Linked DNA regions of Homo sapiens: region 2 is linked to region 1. Evidence: chromatin loops called from intact Hi-C (ENCODE). Cell type or tissue: PC-3. All regions are shown on one strand. Each heading gives the region's core, and the rest is flanking DNA. Links, peaks and the distances in the headings are about the cores only. Region 1 has its middle 190 kb from the start of LINC01375. Region 2 has its middle 270 kb from the start of LINC01375.

The links. Peaks named below come from ENCODE experiments on the same cell type or tissue, not always from the same donor. Only the 100,000 strongest peaks of a DNase experiment are listed, where the experiment ranks them.
Region 2: a loop joins it to region 1, with 3 times the contacts of the local background. A loop is called at or near these places in 3 of 110 quality-filtered maps.

Annotation. Positions count from the first base shown.
Region 1 is chr10:90,145,468-90,153,815 of GRCh38, reverse strand. No RefSeq gene overlaps it. Among named protein-coding and RNA genes, the nearest start is that of LINC01375, 190 kb to the right of the region's middle. In PC-3, for the core only: CTCF peaks have their summits at 4,949 and 5,150 (motif pointing left); a DNase peak (open chromatin) is centred at 5,485; H3K4me3 peaks cover 627 bases; H3K27ac peaks cover 856 bases.
Region 2 is chr10:90,218,394-90,226,741 of GRCh38, reverse strand. No RefSeq gene overlaps it. Among named protein-coding and RNA genes, the nearest start is that of LINC01375, 270 kb to the right of the region's middle. In PC-3, for the core only: no CTCF peak of the experiment used is centred there; a DNase peak (open chromatin) is centred at 4,161; H3K27ac peaks cover 1,382 bases.

The sequences.
Region 1 (8,348 bases), core at 186-8,185:
ACCACGGAATACTATGCAGCCATAAAAAATGATGAGTTCATGTCCTTTGTAGGGACATGTATGAAACTGGAAATCATCATTCTCAGTAAACTATCACAAGAACAAAAAACCAAACACCACATGTTCTCACTCACAGGTGGGAATTGAACAATGAGATCACATGGACACAGGAAGGGGAACATCACACTCTGGGGACTGTTGTGGGGTGGTGGGAGTGGGGAGGGATAGCATTGGGAGATATACCTAATGCTAAATGACGAGTTAGTGGGTGCAGCACACCAGCATGGCACATGTATACATATGTAACTAACCTGCACAATGTGCACATGTACCCTAAAACTTAAAGTATAATAATAATAAAAAAAAAGAAATTGTTTCTCCAGACTTTAATCACCTTAATTCCAGGTTTGCTCCCCTCTGAGCAAAATGGCAAAGAAGGTTTAGTAACAAGGGGGTAAGCCCTGATGTAGTTAAGTTGGTAAGCATTAGGGCACAATGACAGTAGGAAACTTGGACACGAAAATCAGGACATCAGGCATACAAATGGGTGAGAATTTCTTTTGGAAAATTTCTTTGGAAAATTGTAAAATTGGTACACCTGAAAGTTGGATGATACGACTTGTTTTCCATTATAGCCGGAAGCATATGGCTGTTTAATCTTTGATCCAGATCATTATGATTGGATTGCATGCATAATGGAAGCAGGGAGAGTCCACTGGCCTCATTCACAGAAATTAAGGATGTTTTGGAGTTCTTTAGGATGCTAGTACAGGGATGAAGAAGATGGGAGAGCTATTTTCTTACTGGAGTTCCCTAGATTTTCTTTTCTGACTCTGACTTGCTCCTCAGTTCCAACCTACTGAAAAGAATTTTAACAGTCACTACCCAGTGTCCATACCAAAGTGATTCATATCTATGAAGTAGATCATAAAACAATATTTCAGAAGAAATAATTCTAAGTTGTGGATTTCCCCCATTATCTAAGTAGCTATCACAAAAGATACTCAAATACATTTTTAATTTTAAAAAAGTTTAATTAAAAAATTAACACATACCATATAGCACTTTGAGGAAGTATGTGTTTTTAAGACGTAAGATGTTATAAAATCAGAAAGTGTTAAGATATTGAAAACTACAAAATCTTTATATTCTGAAGAAAACTAATTCCTACTAAAACAAAGATTCTGGTGATGCCCAGGAAGGCTGGGAGGCTCTGAGCTATCCCAACATGATAATATGTGGACAAATGGGCAATTTTATTATATAAGCACATGTTCATTGTAGAAAAAGTAGAGAATATCAAGAAGAAAGCAATAAAAAGGGAGCACCTATAATCCCAAAACCAATTAGATAACCATTAGTAACCTTTTAAAGTGTACTGTCTAGATGTTTTCATATGCATTAATTGTAAAAATAAGGGAGAAGGAATTCTACTCTATATAATTTTATAACCTGTTTTCATTAACTTGACAGCAATTTCAAGCCTAATGACATAGCACCATAGACATTATTTATGATTTATTTAACCTTATTGTTGGATTTCTGGATTTCTTTCCACTTTATCTCAATAATAAACACTTCCACAATGAACATGCTTGTAGGTTAATCTTTGTACACATCCTAAATTTTATTATGATAGATTTTTAGAATGTAATTGAGGAGACAAGGAATAGGAACTTTTTTAAGTTTGTCAAAACAGTTCCAAATTTCCCTACAGAAATTTGGTATCTGCAAAGTGTGAGACTGCTCGTACCCATAGTGTGGTTATTTGTACTGATGGAAACATTTTTCTCTTAATTTATGTCACTCATATTGCCACACATTCCAATAACCACTGAAGGATTCTTGGATGGTCCAAGAATATGGTTGAGAATAACGTTCATTTCCCTAGAAACCTTTCTTTTCCCTGACTAGTTACATATGGCTATCATACAATCCTTTTCAGATTTCCCCCAATCAGTTTTCAATGATTTAACACAGTTTAGAATATTTCAATTATGGGCCGGGTATGGTGGCTCACACCTGTAATCCCAGCACTTTGGGAGGCTGAGGCAGGCGGATCACTTGAGGCCAGGAGTTTGAAACCAGTCTGGCCAACATGGTGAAATCCCGTCTCTACCAAAAATACAAAAATTAGGCGGGCATGGTGGTACATGCCTGTAATCCCAGCTACTTGGGAGGCTGAGGTAGGAGAATCACTTGAAACCGGGAGGTGAAGGTTGATGTGTGCAGAGATTGTGCCACTGCACTCCAGCCTGCATGACACAACAAGACTCTGTCTCAAAAAACACCAAAACAAAACAAAAAAAAAAATCACTTCCGATTGTCCTCGCAATAGGCTACAAGTTACGCTAAATCTTTGGAATATTTCTTGATTAGAAAAAATTATACTGAGAACCAAATCTGAATGATTTAGCATTTAAATATCAACATTCACACACTGCACCATTCAAATTACATAAGAATTTGGTTTAAGGAAGAGATGCTTCAAAATGCTTTTGTTTCTCTTTAAAGCTAGTACTTGAGCATGTTTAAATGGTCATTTCATTAAAATCAATTAAATTGTTAATTTCCCTAGCCACAGAAGAAAACGTTAAGAGGAAAAGTCGATTTTCCATCAGTGGAGAAAATGACTGCAGTGCCATTTTTAACAACCAATTACAGCAGTTGTCCTCTGTAATACCTGGGCTGCAGTCTCCAACTGGATTCCTTCTGCTTCTTTTTCTTCCTTTCTTTTGATTTTTTTTTTTTGAGAGTAAAAAAGAAGACATTATAAGAGGCAATTCTGTCTAAGAAAAGGAAAGGATTTAAAAAGAGAGGGCTTCATTTCGAAGCATCCACAGGACACCATGGAAAGCTCCCAAGCACTTGAAAAGAAAATCTCACTCCACAGACAAAAATAAGGATAAAAATTTTCTTTGGATACAGCTAAGACAGGGGGTGGGGGATGAGAAAATCACAGTGCATTTTTAAAGCATGGGCTTTGCAAGCTGCATGCCCTCAAAGAAGTAACTTTAAAGAATTGAGGTGAATCCAGCAGGTGATCTTGTCACCTACTTTTTATTGTTTCATGATCTTTTAATTATGGTTAAGACATGGTGTCTGACCTCAAAGTACGCAAGTTCTACCATTTTGGCTGTTTGATGAGACATTTGTTCATCAAAGCACATTCCATGCCAAAGGCTAAGGATGCAGCTAACCTGACCCCGGAGTGAACTGAAAGAAGGAGACAGCACAGCCGTGGGTATCACAGACAATTTAACTTAGACTTGGATCTCTGAGTACCCAGACGCAGTTTTTGAATCATTCTGTAAACAACTTTACAAATCACAAATGTATTTTGAGTGTTTTCTCTTTACCCAAATGGATTCTCCACTCTCAAAATTTCACAGGCCCCAATTTGAACTTAAAGTCATACTTTAAATTATAGCCTATCAAATTATTAATTTATAAATCTTCCAGAGGAAAAAAGTATCTAAGACCTATCAGAGAGGTAACACAATTCAGGGTCTTTATAAAAATACCTTCTAAAATTTAGTATAAGAATAAAATAAAATAAGCCCTTTTCATTTACAAACTGTCCATTAAAGTAAATCATAAAAATAAATAACAAATGCAAACCATTTTTTTTCTTCAATGAATCAGCAATTTTTCATCTGCAAAATTGTCTTTACTTCTTTGGTAGCAAAACCAAGGTGATATCAAAAAAAAAAGAACAAAAAAGAGAACAAACAAAAAACTTGTTTTGTTTCTCACAACTACAAACAAAAACTACTTTTGATTTGTTTGCCAATTTGGCTGCAATTTGGTAAAGATATTCAATACCACTTAAAAGAGAAAGTGGTTTGTCACAGAGATAACAGTAATAGTCATCATACCTTATGTATATTCACATTGTATAAAGCTTTTTATTAGCAATTTAAGCTAGTAACAGTTCTGTAAAGGACTATTTTTTCCCATTTTATGAGTAAACAAACTCAAAGGTGTTCAATTATTTTCTAGAATGTGGCAGGGTCAGATATGAACTCAGATATGGCTCTAAAATATGTGATGGCTGATGTGTCACAAAACTGATGCCGCCAAGCTGTCTGTCATTTCATAATTTCTGCATAGTTGCTTTCATATTCATCCAAAAATGAAGATGCAGTTTACAAACTACTCAATCCTTCCTTTTTAACCATTTGTCTATTTGTACATCATTTATTCATAAATACTTAATATATGATTCCTGCATTTGGCACTGAGAATCAAGATAACTAATTACATCTTCATGACATCCAAGATCTCAGTTGAGAAAAATATAAAGATTTTTTAAAAGTTATTAAAAGAGCCTGATAAATGTATGTGATGTCAAAAGGTACACTGTGCTTTAGAAGCCCAGAAGAAAGGATAAACAAAGAGATAGAAGAATCTTCCCTAGGGAGACCCCAATTTTGCTGGGTTTGGAGGATGAATAAGAGTTCACCAGTATTTTCATCTTCCATTTCTTTCCTTTTAATAATTCAGTAGGCAAATAGACAAGTAAAAAATATATTTCACAAGTTATTTCTTCTTTATATAAAATTATAAATAGTTTTAATTGAATTTCCTTTGGTTATTCAAGGAATAGAAGAAAGACAACTTGTTCCAGAGAAAACTCTTTAGCATTTATCAGTATCAGTGGATAGTCAGGAAAAGAAGAGGGCACTTTATTCCTTTAGAGAAGGCTGGGGCCCCTGAGTCTAAGTCAGAGTTTTGGGGTTTTATTGTTTTTGATTTCTTTGTGGTTCCTTATAAGCACAGTTTGGTTTCCTCAATATTAGAGTTAGGACTAAGGAATGCATTATATCAAGAAGAGATAAGAAATGTATAGTTTACTTAACATAGTTGTATTTCGCTCTTTATGTTTCTTTTGCTCTGCTAACCATTTGCATAATGTTTCTTGTTATAAAAAGAAAAAGCCTTTTATGGATCTGCTAAATGCGAACTGCAAAAGATAAAGAGATGGTGTCTTTTTCAAGTCTTCCATGCTTTGTGGTGGGCTTTGCACTGTAGGTACATCATCATTGTAGGTTGATTCAACAGGAGATCCCAATCCAAGTGCCCTTCTTTCAGATTTCATTTTCATTCTCAGACAAGCTTACTCACTCTGCCACCTATTGGCAGAAGAAACATCCTCTGGTTGAGCTAATTCTAAGCACTCCAACCTCAACTTGGATGAAAATTTTTCACCAAAAAACTGATAGCACGATACATTATCTTCTCTACTACATGCATTATAAGTTAGGAGAAGAAAATGCTTGTGACTAGCTAATTCTGACAAAGCTTATTTGGTAAAGAAGGTTAAAATCATGGCAAAGGTGAGTTTTGCGTTTAAGGAATTAACATAGATTCCTTTGTGCATCGTACTGATAGTACTGTACTGAGCATCCGGACCTTGATTTATCCTTCAGAACATGATTCAGCCTCTGAGTCTTCATTTTCTTCTAGTTCAAAAAGGAACAAGAATATCTTCATTGCCCAACTCACAATGAGTTTAGGAGACAAATAAGATATGGATATGTGACCACAGAATGATTCATCCAGATGGATTTTCTCCCTTAATCTTCCTCACCTTTCTCCATCTGCCCTCTTGAAAAAAAAATCCTTTGAAATAGCTATTCAATTAATTTCTCTCATTTTTTATAGGAGACAACAGAGTCCCAGAAACGTAGTGATGATCCATGAGATGTGGATGAACTTGAGGAGACAAATCACAGATTTGGCCCTAATGCCTAGAACTAAGAAGTAGCTTAAAGAAACACAGCAGAACAACTGCAGCCCCTCACGTTTTTTTTTTATCTTTTTGTGGCTCTCAACACATTCTGAGCAATGATATGTGTGGTGTGTGTGTAACTGTGTCTCATATTCTACACAATGCATAATACAGAGTAGGCTCTTTATAATATTAAATGGGTGAGGTGGTGAATAAAATAACCTTACAGTGCAATACATCTACTATACAGATGGGTGGATTGAGGCCACAGAAGTCTCAGTGATTCATCTAGCATAAGAAGTAAATCAGAACTTGGGCTACAAGACACTTTGATGTTCTGATTATAGGCCTCTTTCACTTATCTCCTTTGCTCTCCTGTTCCACTGGGAACTCCAGATTGCCAAAGTCCTAAAGCAGATTGGCCTCTTCTGGTACCCTAAATTCTAAAGACTGTGATTCCTTTTCCTCCATAACTCAAGTGAGTCATGGGTGTTTCTGCTGGAATGAGAAGGGGCAGCAAGAGGGGGAAGTGGTAGGTATCACCCTCTATAATAGAAATTGGGAAGACATTAAGCACAGATACTGGCCAAACCTGCAAACAGCTGAGTGAGTTTGGTGTATTTGGGACCAAACACAGCAAACATGATGACATATGCAGGGCAGTGACCATGACTATCTTTGGTCTGGATAAATTGCGGCTCTGGAAAGGCAACACACTTGAATAGGAATTATTTGAAACAGTGCAGGTGTTTTACTGCAACATATTCTACCACAGGAAAGAAGTTTCAGGAGTATCTCTTTTTAATCATGGCCATATCACTCGTGTAAAATAAATGACTTTACCATATGTATAATGCTGGTGAGTGCTGAGGAGCCTTTGGTTAGCTTTATTTCTGAAAGCAGTCTATCCTAATGTACATGCATAAAAACCCAAACCTAATGCATTTTATTATTGGCAGTGGAGCCAATCCACCATTAACAAAGATTATAAGGACCACTTTGGTCATTGCTTATACATCTCGTTGAACACAAATTATAATACTAATTATAGCAATAAATAGCATTGTACTAAATAGTCTATGCTTCATTTAATCATCGCAAAAACCCTATGTAATTAATTTGTATTGCAAATGAAGAACCGAGGTTCAGAGAGATCAAAGGACTTGCCTGGGGTTGTACAGGTAGTCAGTGGGAGAGACAAGCACAGAATTCAAGCACAGCCACTAAGCCCTCACTCACCCTTACCAATAGTCTATTAAATACAGCCTTAAGTTTCTGTTATATGTCCACTTGGTTTATTCCTTCTAGGAGACTGCAAGCTCTTAGAAACCAAGAATCAAGTCTTACACTGTTCCCTAAAAATATCTGTCACAATACTCTTCAGGAATATATCCTAAAATAGCAGGATGGCCAAAACCTGAGGTTTAGCAAATTGAGAGAGGTAGAACAGACAGACAGGCAGACAGGCAGACACACAGATGGAAACATACAACTATTTGAAGATGGGACAATCAGAGGAGGGTGAGAATCAATGGACTATCAGGGAAAAGAAAAATGGAGCATCTCAAATTTAATACTTGAGCTCTGATTTGTTTCAGCCAACTCTAGTAATAAGATATGTCCTTGCAGAGAAATGGCTAACATCTCTCCTGATTTACACATAAAAGGATTTATTGTTCTTCTCACCTCTGTAAAGCAATGTTAAGATCAACAGGATTAGTGGCATTATATGGTGCTCTCCACAGAGTTTAATGCCATTTCAGGCTGTTAAAAATTTATAGAAACAAATAAGAGAGTCCAATATCAGCTGAAGCTCTAATCCCCTTGAAGTGAAGAATAGCTTTCAGGCTGACATTTCTTTTGGAAATATAAACCCAGGTGCTTGCAGTTTGCAGATGACACTAACCTTCCTCTTGAGCCATAACTGTAGAAATGCTGGCCAGACAAATGTGGAAGAGTGTCTGAAGATACTGGGATGCACAGATCAGTTCCATTTCTTCATTAAGTCTTTAAGCACACAGGGCAAAGAGTACAAGGGTGACAGTGAGATGATCCTTCCTCCCCAAGGGTGAAAGAGGCTCGGAGATAAAAAAGGTAAACCTGCCCTATAAATATTAAGGGACAAAATCATCCCACAAGAGTGGATAGGCAAAGGCCCTTGAAAAAGGCACAGTGGTTTCTAGGCCATCAATAGTTATTCATTCACCTATCCATCTATGCATTCATAAATTTAAAAGACAAAATGTCTGTCATAAAAGAGATTAATTAGCAATGGAAGCCTAGAAAACCATGTTTTTCTCAGATACATATTCACAATATTCCACCTAGGGAGCAGAAACTCAATCCCAAAGACCCCAACCTGTCTGGTCCCCGTGGCAATTCCACACGATCATGGAAAGAGATGCATCAGGCCCTCTCCACCATGTGATTCTTCTGATTCTCTTTCCTTATCATAAATCATAGAATCTAAGACTCAAAGAATCCATTCAAAAATGCACATTATTTTATATACAACTAAAGAAGAAAAAACAAGCTGCAATTATACTATACTATATATTTCTTATAAGATAAACTTTTAAAATATTACAGTAAAGTGCTTATTTAGGCTTTGTTT
Region 2 (8,348 bases), core at 117-8,116, 73 kb before region 1:
CATTCAAGTGCTCAAAAGTCACATGTGGTTAGTGTCTGCCATATTAGATAGCATGGCTCTAGTAAGTAGCAGAGAGAAAAAAAAACACTATTTATTTTTCTCTACTCCATCTTCTATGCTGTTAGAACCTACCTTTGAGCTAAGATGATCCATGCGCTCTCCACCCTCTAACAACACAGATGTTGCCGATTATACCAACAGGGCCAGGAAAGGAGCATAAACCCAGGTTAAGCCAGAGGAGATAGGAAGGGTCTTTTCACTGCCTTGGAGAGCCTCTGTCTTGATCTGTCCTGTCCTGTCACCATGTCAAGAACCCTTGTGTATGAATTGCAGAGAGTGTAAATTAAAATACATAAAAATTGTTAAAGCAATATAATTATCAAGAACATGGCTCTGGGAGTAAACAAACCTGTGTTTCAATGCTGGCTCTGCCACCACTAGCTTTAAGTCCCTGAAAAAGTGATCTAATTGCTCTCAGCTTCAGTTTCTTTATGTGTAAAATAGGAATTATAATAACTATTTTGTAAGATTGTTGTAAAATCCTACAGGGATATATTATACATATGTAAAATGCCCGGTGGAGTTCATAGCACACAGACACTCAATGATTGCCAATGCTGTTGTTTTGGTTGTTGCTAGTGCTCAGAGAAGAGAATTTGTTAACCAAGCACACTCCATAAAATGTATACCCTGGAGAATTTTTGTAAAATTTTTCTGACAGTGATATTAGCATAGCTGACATAGAAAATCTGACGTAATAACATTTCCAGTGATAATCTCAAAAATTATATCCAAATAAGAACAGACCTACACACATAGATATAGCTTATGTTAAAATCCTAACATTTTAAACTTGATATCAGAAAGTCCTTCCAATTATGCAAAACTTTTCACTTCTGTTTTAAATTTTAAGGTAATTCTCATAGTAACTTCCATACACTGCTGCAAATGGTACACAAACATTTCAAAAGAATTTTTAAATATGTTGCAAAGACATTATACAAAATTTAGCAGAAATGCTGCAAGTCATAGTGAAGACAAATCTTTCATGGAGAACTAAAATTGTACATAGCCAGAAATTTTAAATTTGAAAAACATATATATATATATATATATATATATATATATATATATATATATATATATATATATAAATTGAGTGCTCCGAGGGGGGAGAAGGTATTGTTAACAAATCCTTCTGAAAAATAAGTAAATTATTGAGATTAAGCAATAACTCAACAAATCAGAAGAAAATGATGAAATGGGAATGACAGAATGAGACTGGGAACAATTTCTTCAGTGTTATGAGATTAGAACTTGCTCAGCTATTACCATCTGTTGATTATAACACTGAGTTCTTGTTATTTCATAAAAAAAAAACATTTGCTCTGGGGAAAGGTTGAACCCCTAAGGCCTGGGGCTGAGGCAAGTTTAAATAGATTGCAAATATCTGCTTATAAGCTAAGTTCAGGCTGCAGTGAGGAACAGGCCAGGATTTCACACTTTTTGGTAGAAGTAACCCACAATTTGCCAGAGTGCATTGTTGGATGCTTAACATTAAAGTTTGTCTTAGTCCATTTTGTGCTACTATAACACAATATCTGAGACTGGATGATTTATGAAGAAGAGAAATGTATTTCTCACAGTTCTGGAGGATGAGAAATCAAAGATCAAGGTGCCGGCATCTGGTGAAGGCCTTCCAGCTGTGTGAATGAAGCAGAATGAAGAAGGGTAAAAGAGCAATTTCATGGTCATAAGCCCTTTTCATAGCAGACTTAATCCACACATGAACTAAACACTTCCCAAAAGGCCCACCTGTGAACACTGTAGTTGCATTGGGAATTAAGTTTCCAACACATGCATTTTGGGGACACATTCAGTCCATAGCAAAGCGTTAACTTATTAGAAATTTTAGCAGCTCTGAGATTTCTAGAGCCTGTAACATACTATGTTCATTGTGATTTTCCAAGATTCAAAAAATGTATTAGTGTTTCCCAAACATAGGCGACCACAATGCTCGTGTTTCTTGGAGCATTTAGAAAAGCAGGCTACTGTTTCATAGACACATTTTTGAGACTCATGGCTACTGTCAGATAAACAGACACAGCCTAAAGTCTGTCTCATAAAACTGCCTCATAATCCCCGCTCCACCTCTTCCCATACCAACACACATCAGATATAGTTTTATGATGAATTACATAAAAATTTACCAAATGATTTTTTCCTAAAATTTAGTTGCAATGCTTTTTATGACATATTTGCCATCTATTGTCATGTAACAAATCCTCAAAATTTCGCAGTTTAAAATGACAGACACTAATTATCTCACATTTTCTGTCAGTCAGGAATCTGGGCACCACTTAGTTGGGTGTTTCTGACTCAAGCTCTTTCATGAGCTATAGTCAAGATGTTAGGCAGAGCTGCAGTCTCATGTGGATGAGATGACTGAGGTCAGTTAATTTGTGTACAAGCTCATTCACATGGCTGTTGACAGGCCTTGGTCACTCACCCCATGGGCTACTCCATAGGACTGCCCTACAATATGGCAGCTGGCTTCCCCCAAGGCAAGTGACGCCAGAGCTGTGAGGGGGAGCACACTCTTCCATATTCTATTCATTAGAAGCAAGGCAATAATTCCAGCCACCCCAAAGAAGAAGAGATTGCCTAAGGCCAGGAACACTAGGAAGCAAGGATCATTGGGACTCCTCTCACAGGTTGCCTAATGCATTGTCCAAGGATTTCATGTAAATGCTTCCTTTTAGTCAATATCTAAATATGTCAAGCTCATTACTACATTATACACATTATCCCTAATTCTAACAATAACTCTACATAGATAACTATTATTGGTGTTTTTTTAGCAAAATAAGTGAGGATCTGAGAGTTTAAGTAACCCTCCAATGATCACATAGCTTATACGTAACAGGAACAAAACTTGAAATAACTTATCTGCCAACTAGTTCCATGACTTTTCAATCATGTCTCTACTATTTGAGATATGTGTCACTGAATTTATTATTCTAAAGGTATATTAGAATGCTGTACTTGTCAAGCACTGAAATGCAAAAGAAATCATAAAACTGAAAGTAACAAAATGTCAAAAAAGAAACTAAATATTTATATTATTCTGTTCACTGAAATCTTGCCTTCAGATGAAAATTCATTATTGATGGTGCTTTAATAAAGAGATATTTTAATTCAAATTCCTGAGCAATATAAATAAGCATTTTTTGAAGTAATAATTCTGCAAATAGAGCAATTTTATATTACCAGAATGTAACTGGACCCAGGTTTGGCTGTTTGCCACTTGAAAGCCAAACATGACAGGCAAGGGCTGGTGGGCAGAAAAGTGGGTTTAATTGGAGAGACAGCAAACCAAGAAGATGGTAATTTGACATTTTAAAGTACTGTCTTAAATTTTAAAATTTACCATAGGGTTTTTAAAGGGAAACTTGGCATGGGAGACATGAGGAGTTGTGCAGGGTGCAGGGTCTACGTGTCTTCATTCTGATGGTTATCTTGGGCAATCACCCATCAGGAAGTCTGGTCGGCATTATCTTGACTTTGGCCTGTTGGTGGTGGACTCATTGTTCACAACTTTCCCAAAGTAGGCGGATTCCACAACAGGGTTTCCGTGCCTAGGTTGTTGCAAGATTAGCCTCTGGGATTTCTTAGGCAAGAGTATAGTCAGGTAAGTATGCATTGCCAGAGGGGAGTGTTTAGAGAGGGAAGGAATGAAGAGGTGAGAGGGGAGGAAACGAAGAAAAATAATGTGGATAATTAAAAAATATTTTTTAAACTGAGGTTCCTGGTTATAAGAATATGACATAACAGAAAAAAGGAAAATGCCTGAAGATTCTGCTAATTTGAACAATATATATGCATATAGCTTAGTTTAAAAGCATATAATACATGAGATTCAGGGTCAAAATTCCTATGAAATATTTTTTGTCAGAGAATCGGGAATTCAATTTTCATTGGAATCAGTATAGAGCAGAAAAGAAACGTTGTGTTTATCCTATTAGCTGTTCTCTGTACTACGTCTGATTGTAAAGAACAGAAATAAATAAATACTATCCAGGAACAGAGAGTGAGTTGAAAGCATCAGGGAAATGTGTTTTTCTATGATCCCAGCTGGATTTCACCAGGGCTAAAATCGCATTCCATAAGGATGAGATCAGTGATGGGTGAGACAGAACATGTCTCCCAGCTTTCTACAGATTGTAATCTGATCTACATAGATTACAGCTATGTACTACAAATCTAAATTAACTCAAAGTTTTATGAAAAAAACAGACGTTGGGGTGGTGGAAGAATGAAGTGGCAGAGCATAGAGGATCTTTAGGGCAGTGAAAATACTCTGTATATTTTAATAATGGATATGGGTCATTGCACATTTGTCCAATACCATAGAATGTGTAACACCAAAAGTGCACTCTAATGTAAATTATGGGCATTGGGTGATTATATTATATTGCTTTAGGTTCATCACCAATAACAAATGTATCACTCTGGTGGGGTATGTTGATAATGAAGGAGGTTATGCATGTGTGGGGGCAGAGACTACATGGGAAATCTCTGTATATTCTCTATTTTGCTGTGAACCTAAAACTGCTTTAAAAATAGTCTTTGAAAATAATAATAATAATCAGGAAAGATGTGTCAGGAGTTGCAAAGAGAGTGAATATTATTTAGTTTAATTCCATTAAAAAAAATCCACACCTGACACAATTGATTTTCTTAATTAATTTTAGTTAATGATTTTAAAAGACACTAAATGCTACTGTAGACAAACTCAAGTTTTGGAAAAAGCCAAATCAAAACTAGTAAACAAATTAATTTTGATTTATTTACCCTTTACCCATCTCCCCATCACTCCTGCCACTCTTACAAACTGCTACTCTTATAAACTGCCACTCCCTTTATCCCAGCCACTCTTACAAACTGATGTCTGGGAACTTGCATTCTCTACTTCTTTCTGGTTCCAGCAAAAATCAACCTATTCTAAGGCCCATCTTCTCAGGCTTGCTCCCTGCTTGGACATTAAGAAGCACTTTTAAGCAAAGGAGGTCTCACTTGCTAATAGTATCATAGAAATGTTTTTCTGCTTGCACAATCCCTTGTAAAATAGACCTTAGTTATTTTGCAGTTGAGTAATGATATGGTTTGGTTCTGTGTCCCCACCCAAATCTCATCTCGAATTGTAATCTCCATAATCCCCATGTGTCAAGGGTGGGTCCTGGTGGGAGGTGATTGGATCATGGGGACAGTTTCCTCCAGGCTGTTCTCATGATAGTGAGTGAGTTCTCATGAGATCTGATGGTTTTATAAGTGTTTGACAGTTCCTCCCTCATGTGCTCTCTCACCTGCCACCATGTAAGATGTGTCTGCCTCCCCTTCAGCCATGACTATAAGCTTCCTGAGGCCTCCCAAGCCATGTGGAACTGTGAGTCAGTTAAACCTCTTTTCTTTGTAAATTACCCAGTCTTGAGCAGTTATTTATAGTATAGCAGTGTGAGAATGGACTCATACAAGTAAAGTAACATTTGGATAAATAATGGCAATCCACCCAAAATGTTCCCCTCAAAAGACTTGTACAGAAGCCAATGATTTGATAGTGAAACTTTTATCTGAGAATGAGGTACTCCGCCAGGGTAGCAAGAAGGGAAAGAGGGGAAAGGTAGTCAGGGACAAAGTCCTGACCAGGTTTAAAATAAGCAGTAATATTCTCTGTTCTAATTGTTGTTGATAGATGTCACGTAGATAGTATCACATTTATTACAAATTACATTGTAAAAATAATAGTTTCATTGCGGAAAAAGAGCTAAGAGCTAAGGATATATTAACTTTCAATGATAATTTGATTTTCCTAGAAAACATTTGAATAATATTTTTAAGACTACAAGGATACATTGTTATTTAAAGCTAAAGATAATAATGTGATGACAAAATTTGAGTAGAGCAAACCTAATTAAAATAAAAAAATTGGGATAGCACAAAATATTGGCAAAATGTGTTGATTTTCTAAATTATCAAAATAAACCGCACCACAGAACTCAACTTCCAATGTAAATTAAAGAAAACAATTCCAAGTGAGCAGCCGCCCCAAAATAAAGCAGCTTTCTGTTACTGTATCACACATATGCCACAGTATGACCCCATTGAGTGTTTAAATACATTATTAAAAAGGTTTCCTTTCTTGTCTGCTCCACTGAGAGAAGCTTAGAAAGTCCCCATGTCATCCTTGGGAAAGCTTCTTCTCATTGAGGCAAAAGATCCTTCCCTCCCAGAAAGGGGTGGAAATTTAAGAACTCTCTAGAGATTGAGTATTCTCACATTGTCAGGGCAATGAACGTAAAGAGACATTGGTGAGTTAATAAGATGAGCTACCCACCCTTGAGAGACAGTTCTTTACAAAGGGAAAAGGAGAGTGGTTTCAGTCCATAAGGGGCAGGTGCCTGACATACCTCTAATACTGCAGTCCTGATGTGGCTAACACTGCAGTGGAATGGCTGTTGCTGGGTCTGAAGGACTCAAGCACTAACAGCTGCGACCTGGAGAACCAAGATAAGAATACTTTTGGTGGTGCAAGGTGCTGAGGGATTGGAGTCATCTTGCCTCAAAGAGTTCTGACCACCTCACCTCACAGGATAGGATGAATTTCCAACCGTGATGCTTCAGGGCAGCCAGAAGTAGTGGCATTGGCCAGATTATATTTTAGGCCTTCCCTCTCCCATCCCACAATTGGATGGGGAAGTTGGATAGATCTCATTCCTCATGGATTCAATACATTTACTAGGTTTTTTGACCATTCAAAGGAAGGTGACATGAAAAAAAAGAGAGAGACTAGATCTGACACCATACTGTGGTATCAAAGCTTGAGTTTGATTTCATTTATAAAATAAAAGAAACATGACTGGAATTGAACGCTAGATATGTATAGCAATTAATAATATTGCAAATACAACCTTTTTTATACCTGCATTTTTCTATTTGCAGTATAATCTGAACAGCAATCATTTGTTAGGTTGATATATTCCACATGTAAAACATGTCTCCAATTCAGTTATCACATTTTAGCTAATTTGTATTATTAAAATGCCGTGAATGCCCTCCAGTCAAATATCCTCAGGAACACACTCATAGTTGAACAAGTTGGGTTTATTACTTGTTGCAGTGAGAATGTACACCATGGAAACATGGAGTGTCTCGGGAAGAGGGTGTTAGAAAGAATTTACTATAAGATTTGGGGTTGTGTTACGTGACAGGGAGGATTTAAAGATGTGAGGCTTTGCTCTGGATTACATCCTCTTAGAAAGTTAGGGTAATTTTAGTTATTTACCTTAATTAATCTTACCTAGAAGGAGGGATGCCTAGACCAAGACAAAGCAGTAATCGGTTAAAAGAAGAAAAAAAGCAGCAGTCACTTCTATTGTCAAGATAGAGAGATATTTGGTCATTTGTGTGGTTTGGATAGTGTTTGTATTTTGCTTTGTGTTCAGGCATGATTATAGAGTGGCCCTATTTTTGTCTTGATTGATCATGTTCACAGTAACTTTGTCTGATGTTGCTGTTCTGTGAAGTTGTTTAACCAGAGAACACCAAGACATAGCTGTAAATGCCAGGCAGCTCATAGTAACACAAAGGCCTAGATAAAAATGTCCAGACAGCTCCTTGAGGCTTTTGTTTGTCTCAACTCTGTATAAACAACATGCCAACTTCTAATCCCAAGTGTAAGAACTGGGTGATACATACAAGAGAAAATCAGGAGTCAGGAATGAGTAATGAGGTGAATATAGACTCTAAACAGGAGTTGTTAAAAAAAAAATAAGGGGATGGTGTTATGGGCTGAATTATGTCCCCCCAAAAAAAGATATGTTGAAGTTCTAACCTCCAGGATCTCTCAAAATATGACCTTATTTATAGGGTCACTGACAATATAATAAAGAAAGTTAAAATGGTAGACTGGAGGAACATGGGCTCCTAATTTAATAGGACTAGCATCCTTATAAGAAAATGGCCACTTGAAGACAGAGACACATGGAAAGGATGCCGTGTGATGATGAAAGCAGAGACTGGATTTAGGCAGCTGCAAGCCAAACCACCAAGGATTGCTGGCAATAGCAAAAGCTAGGAAAAGCAAGAAAGCATTTCCTCACAGGTTTCATAGCGTAGTTCTACCAACACCATGGTTTAAAACTTCTAGCCTCCAGAACTATGAGACAATAAAGTTCTTTTGTTTTAAGTCATCCAATGTGTGGTGCTGTGCTATAGCAGCTCTAGGAAACTGATAGAGATGGGCTGGAATAACTCCTGACAATAATATCATGTTTCATTGAATGAGACAC